Linked DNA regions of Homo sapiens: region 1 is linked to region 2. The links are chromatin contacts, found by Hi-C or POLR2A ChIA-PET in ENCODE. All regions are on one chromosome and are shown on one strand. Each heading gives the region's core, a stretch centred on a gene start or an enhancer-like site at or near the end of the contact. The rest is flanking DNA. Distances are from core to core; before and after follow the strand shown.

Region 1 (2,802 bases), core at 10-2,509, 500 kb after region 2:
TTCTTACATTACCTTCTCTGTTCAAATAACAGATGGTGTTTTCTGTCCCCTGAGTGAGACACATCTCAATGAAAAAAAAAATGGAGAATTACAGTATCCCAGAGGACTTGCTGGGGTAAAGAATTAGTGAGGCCTCTAGCGAGGAAAGACTGGAGTAGTTGCTTAACGTTTTTTTTAAATTATTTATTTATTTATTTACTTATGTATTCATTTATTTCGGGATAGGGTCTCACTTTGTTGCCCAGGCTGTAGTGCAGTGTTGTCAACCCTGCTCACTGCAGACTCAAGCAGTCCTTTCACCTCAGCCTCCCAAGTAGCTGAGACTACAGGCATGTGCCACCAAGCTCAGCTAATTTTTGTATTTTTTGCAGGGACAAGTTTTTGCCGTGTTGCCCAGGCTGGTCTCAATCTCCTGAGCTTAAGTGACCCTCCTACCTCAGCCACCCAAAGTGCTAGGATTACAGGCGTGAGCCACTGTGCCTGTCCCGGTTTTTGAATCACAGAGCCCTTGGAGAAAGAGATGGAACAAAGGACTTTCTCTCTAGGAAATGTAAATGTCTATCGGCACATTGCCTACCTGCAACCCTTGCACTCAGTTACTCAATTTTAAGCGTTGGTGGACCCCAAAGCCCAGGTACTGATTCTTGTGGTAGAATGTTGGCTAGGTTGAGTCTCCATGTTGGAGGAAATCTAGTGGGCTCTCAGAGGCTGTTGCCTAAACCTAGGAAAAGTCGAACAAAAGATCTGTCAGTCCGGGGTTGCCAAGGAGCTGTCCTAGATTTTCAGACTCCCTGAATTTGAGTTAAATATCCTGACTGTAGACCTGCCAACCACCCTGGACTTGTAATTGCTCTTGCATCTGAGGCCTTAACAATGTGTCATATTCAACAACAACTATTTTACTCATGGGGGCCCCGCCAACAAGAATGAGCCTTCTGAAGCAGAGCCCTGTTTTCTAGGCCATCCTCCCCCAGAGGCCCCTGGCTGGCCCCAGGAGGCCCCAACCTTCTCTCCCAGTCCTTCAGTGCCACGTAGAGTGTAGTCCTCCTGGACAGAAAGGCGCGTCGCCATCTCCTGGCCGGCACTATTACTGCACGTCCATTTTCTAGAAAATTCCTGGCATCTGGGTTCTATGTAAACGTAAGAACTTTTCCTTTACTGTGAGTTAGCAATCCGGATGTGTTTTGTGGAAGATTATGCCCTAAGCCCTTAGAAGGGAGGACACTGAGTTTGGGAAAAGTCACTACCTCTGGGCTTCATTTTTTGCCCTAAGGCAATGAGGTTATCCTGATGCTGAGGAATCTATGGCAAATTTTCCTTTCTCCCTCAAACTATCCTGTCAACCTTTTCATATTAGAAGGCAGAGAATGGAAAATACACATACACAGTAAGTACCTGCTACATATCTTTATAGAGCTGTCCTATGTATATTTGTTTTTTGGTTCCATGTTGATCTTTTCTTATTAATTATTTTTTGTAGATACAGGGTCACTATGTTGTCCAGGCTGGTCTCAAACTCCTGAGCTCAAGCAATCTTCCCGTCTCGGCCTCCCAAAGTGCTGGGATTACAGGCGTGAGCCACTGTGCCCAGCCTCCATCTTGATCTTTTAAGTTATTTAGACATTGCTCAAGATATAAGACTGATTTTTCTCTCTATTGATTGAAAAAGGCTTTACTGTTTTATTCATTTATTCCACAAAAGGATTTATTCAATCAACTCAAAAATTGTTATGCACCAGGCACTTTTGAAGTACTAGGGATACAGCAATAAGCAAAACAGACACAAGCCATTCCCTCATGGAGCTTCTTCCCTAGTGGAGGAGATAGGCAATAAATAAAATGTGCAGCGTGTTGGCTGAAAGAGGATGTGGGCCAAGAGAAGATTTTTTGTCTATCTGTTTTGTTTTTTAAGATAGGAGAAATTACAGCACATTTGTCTGCAGAGGGGAATGATCCAGGAAAGTGGGAGAAATGATGATGCACAAGAGAGGAGGGACCGGTGGAGAGATGCCTCGAGGAGGTGAGGGGAGGTGGCATCTAGTGCACAAGTGGAGTGGGTGATGCAAATATTTATCAAGCCCCTGGCAGGTGTCAGAACCAGGGCTATGTGCCGGAGATCCAGCAGTGAAGAAAATGGACAGTAGCCCTGCCTTCTTGTAGATTTCACCCTAATTAGGAAGATGGACAATAAAAAGCAAACTAGGCTGGGTGCAGTGACTCATGCCTATAATCTCGGCACTTTGGGAGGCCAAAGTGGGCAGATCGCTTGAGGCCAGGAGTTCAAGACCAGCCTGGCCAACATGGCGAAACCCCATCCCTACTAAAAATACAAAAATTAGCTGGGCATGGTGGTGTGTGCCTGTAATTCCAGCTACTTGGGAGGCTGAGGCCTGAGAATCACTTCAACCTGGGAGGCGGAGGTTGCAGTGAGCTGAGAATGCGCCACTGCCCTCCAGCCTGGGTGACAGAGCAAGACTCCATCTCAAACAAACAAACAAAAAAACAAACTAATAAATGAGGCATAGTACTCATGGCTTGGGGTATGTGCTATGACAGAAACACAATAGACATGGAAATCCTCTTCGAGAAGTGTCATTTAGACTGAGTTTTAAAGTATAACAAGGAGATGTCCATGTGCAGAGCCCGAGGAAAGAGGATTTCAAGCAGAAAGAATAACAAGTACAAGACCCTGGGCAGGAAGAGCTTGGCCCATTTGCGCACCTGATTGGAGGTGGGGCTGCTGGAGGGTAGTTAGCAAGGAGGGTGAAGCATGAGATGGGGTTACAGAGGTTGACCAGTAAT
Region 2 (2,700 bases), core at 139-2,638:
TAGGCTTAGATGAGGTCATGAGAATGGGGCCCTCATGATGAGATTAGTGTCCTTATATGTGGAGACATCAGAACACTTCCTCTCCTGTTCCCTGCACACACAAAGAAGAGGTCACAAGAGCACAGAGTGAAATAGTGGCTGCTTACAAGCCAAGAGAAAATGAAATCTACCTTGCTAGCATCTTGATCTTGAATTTCCCAGCCTCAGACCTGGGAGAAACAAATTTCTGTAATTTAAACCACTCAGTCTATGTTATTTTGTTATGGCAGCTCCAACAGACTAGTGAAGATTTTAGTACCAAGAAGTAGGGTGATACTTTTAATGATAATAATGATTATTGCTGGTGACAATGCGTAAGTCAGTGGTCCAGTTCATTTTAGACTTCTTATAAGGCATTATTGGATATGGCTAATAAAAACACTTTGATTAGACTGACAGTTACACAAGTACATAGTCCATTGAATTTTTAAAACCCTAATAATTAGCAATAATAATATACAAAAATCACAAGTCATGGGAAGTAAGAATTCTTTTAAACTGAAAGAGACAACCCCACTCTAGAATCACTAGTTGGTCTAACTTACTTTGTTTTTGCCTCCTTTAATAAAGAAGGGTCATCTGTGGCCAAATACACTCTTTTTTTGTCCACTTGCATTCTGCGTGCAAGAAGCTGAAAATGTTCTTCAACATGCACCATGTACTCTTCAATGGGATGGAAGGCAGCTTCTGTTCCCACTTTGTCTGTGCGTCTGACATGGACTCTGGGGGAGAAATTCAGATTCTACTGGTAATGTACTGACACTGGGTGCTTTGAGGGTACTCAATTTATACCCCTACTTATGGTGGCATTATAGGCATTTTTAACTGATTTTTCTTTCATTTTCACTATTAGAAAAAGTAAAACACATAGTATTTTAAAAACTCAAAAATACATATTCTAAATATATTTGCAGGCTAAACAATACAAGGGGAATTAGAAAGTAAGTAAAGCCTTTGAAGAATGATTTCTTATAGAGAAAATAATTCACATCTTAGGAATAAATGGGAAATTTCAGAGCTGCATTTCATACTAGGCAGCAACCAGCTGTCTGGAAAAAAACTGAATACAACTTAAGATTTTTGTTACCAGGATGATACCAGGATTCACAGTTGTTACTAAAGAACATTAGAGATATTATTTGTAAAGTTCTGATACCAAGGGTTTTCCTCTTTATTTTACCCTGGAGAGTCACCATAACTGCCAGCTTGTAGAACTTAAAAGTTGTCCCAGGAAAACATAGACCTGGATAAACTTTTACAGCACCGTTAAGACCAGCAAACCTTTTAACGGTTTTTACTATTTTAGGTAAATGAAACCGATTCCAGCCCTTCTGTTGTGGGCATAATGCATTTCCTTTCTCTGTTTTTCACCATATCAAATGACAGCAGATATTAATTTCACCTGTCATATTTAAGAAAAGCCCCAAAATTGTAAAATTGGGGACACAGATTCACACTTCCCTGTACTGAATAAGGCACTGACTTCCACAGTTTTCTCCTCTCTCCTCCCATCTTAGTGTTTCCAAAGTAATTTTTTTTTTTTTAAGACAAGGTCTTGCTCTGTTGCACACATTGGAGTGCAGTGGCGTGATTATGGTTCACTCCAATCTCTGCCTCCCAGGCTCAAGTGATCCTCTCACCTCAGCCTCCCGAACAGCTGGTACTACAGGCATGTGTCACCAAGCCTGGCTAATTTTTGCTTTTTTTTTTTTTTTTAATTGATGGGGTTTCAACCATGTTGCCTATGTTGAGTTTTCTCAAACTTCTGGGCTCAAGTGATCCACTTGCCTCAGCCTCCCAGTGTTGTGATTACAGGCATGAGCCACTATGCCTGGCCCCAAAGCAATATTAATGGAAATAAAAATAACAGTTTATTTTCATAAATTAAAACACCCTCCTTAAATCTTGCCTTCCCCTCCCCCCAAATTACTAAATCACTATTTATATGTAGAAAAAGGTAGACTTATACGCCTTTAGGTCACAGTATATGGGCCAAACTTAAGGCCAGTTTTTTATTATGAATCTGGAGTGAAGGTTTGATTTCACCAGAGTTACTCTGCCATCTTCACGGCTATTCTTTGCTTTGCATTCCAGACTATAACCCAGATGTGGATACAATCATATGAACATCTATTCTATCATCTTTCCTTCCCACATCCTTCATAATCACTCTTTTTCTGGGGAAATTGGAATTGTTCAGTGGGCTCTATAGAGATGAAGTGGGCAGAACGAATGATTCCATTGAATTTCAATCAAAAGTTACATGAGAAGAAATACGATTTGATATTCTGACTTCACATGTACCTTCTTTACGTCTAACACTTAGAATGGGGTCAATAACTCCTCTACATATGAAGACTAAGACACAAGGAAAGATGTGGGGTGGGAAATATGAAAATAAAAATAAAAAGAAGCTGGACATGGTGATACATGCCTTTAGACCCAGCTATTATACTTGGGAGGCTGAGGTAGGAGGATCACTTGAGCCCAGGGTGGTTGAGGCTGCAGTGAGCCACTACACTTCAGCCTGGGTGACAGAGTGAGACCCTATCTCAAAAATAACAACAACAAAAGCCAAAAGAGAGCTGTGATAAGAGGAGAAAGAAGCAAAGGAAGAGGAGAACTGGAGACAGTAATAGAGCACTACTAAGCAACTTTCTT

What was found. A loop is a pair of places that touch in the nucleus more often than their neighbours do. ChIA-PET counts read pairs that join two places held with the same protein, here RNA polymerase II (POLR2A). Pooled maps may share reads with other maps.
Region 1: a pooled map shows a loop between it and region 2 (1.9-fold over the local background). The contact joins the promoter of LINC02324 here to the enhancer-like site in region 2. A Hi-C loop is called at or near these places in 2 of 37 single-sample maps with no recorded cell type and 5 of 50 pooled maps. POLR2A ChIA-PET finds 5 or more read pairs at or near these places in 2 of 52 experiments (OCI-LY7 and T-cell).

Annotation. Positions count from the first base shown.
Region 1 is chr14:65,220,804-65,223,605 of GRCh38, reverse strand. It overlaps LINC02324 (long intergenic non-protein coding RNA 2324), which reads left to right and starts at 1,259. Exons shown (of 4, transcript NR_103769.1): 1 at 1,259-1,387. RefSeq lists an enhancer at 787-926.
Region 2 is chr14:65,722,208-65,724,907 of GRCh38, reverse strand. It overlaps FUT8 (fucosyltransferase 8), which reads right to left. Exons shown (of 11, transcript NM_001371533.1): 9 at 585-761. Among named protein-coding and RNA genes, the nearest start is that of MIR625, 250 kb to the right of the region's middle. Within about 2 kb of position 1,388, at least 2 of the 41 ENCODE cell types and tissues checked have a DNase peak (open chromatin) inside an H3K27ac peak, as active enhancers do; they include OCI-LY7, where a contact is called at or near this core.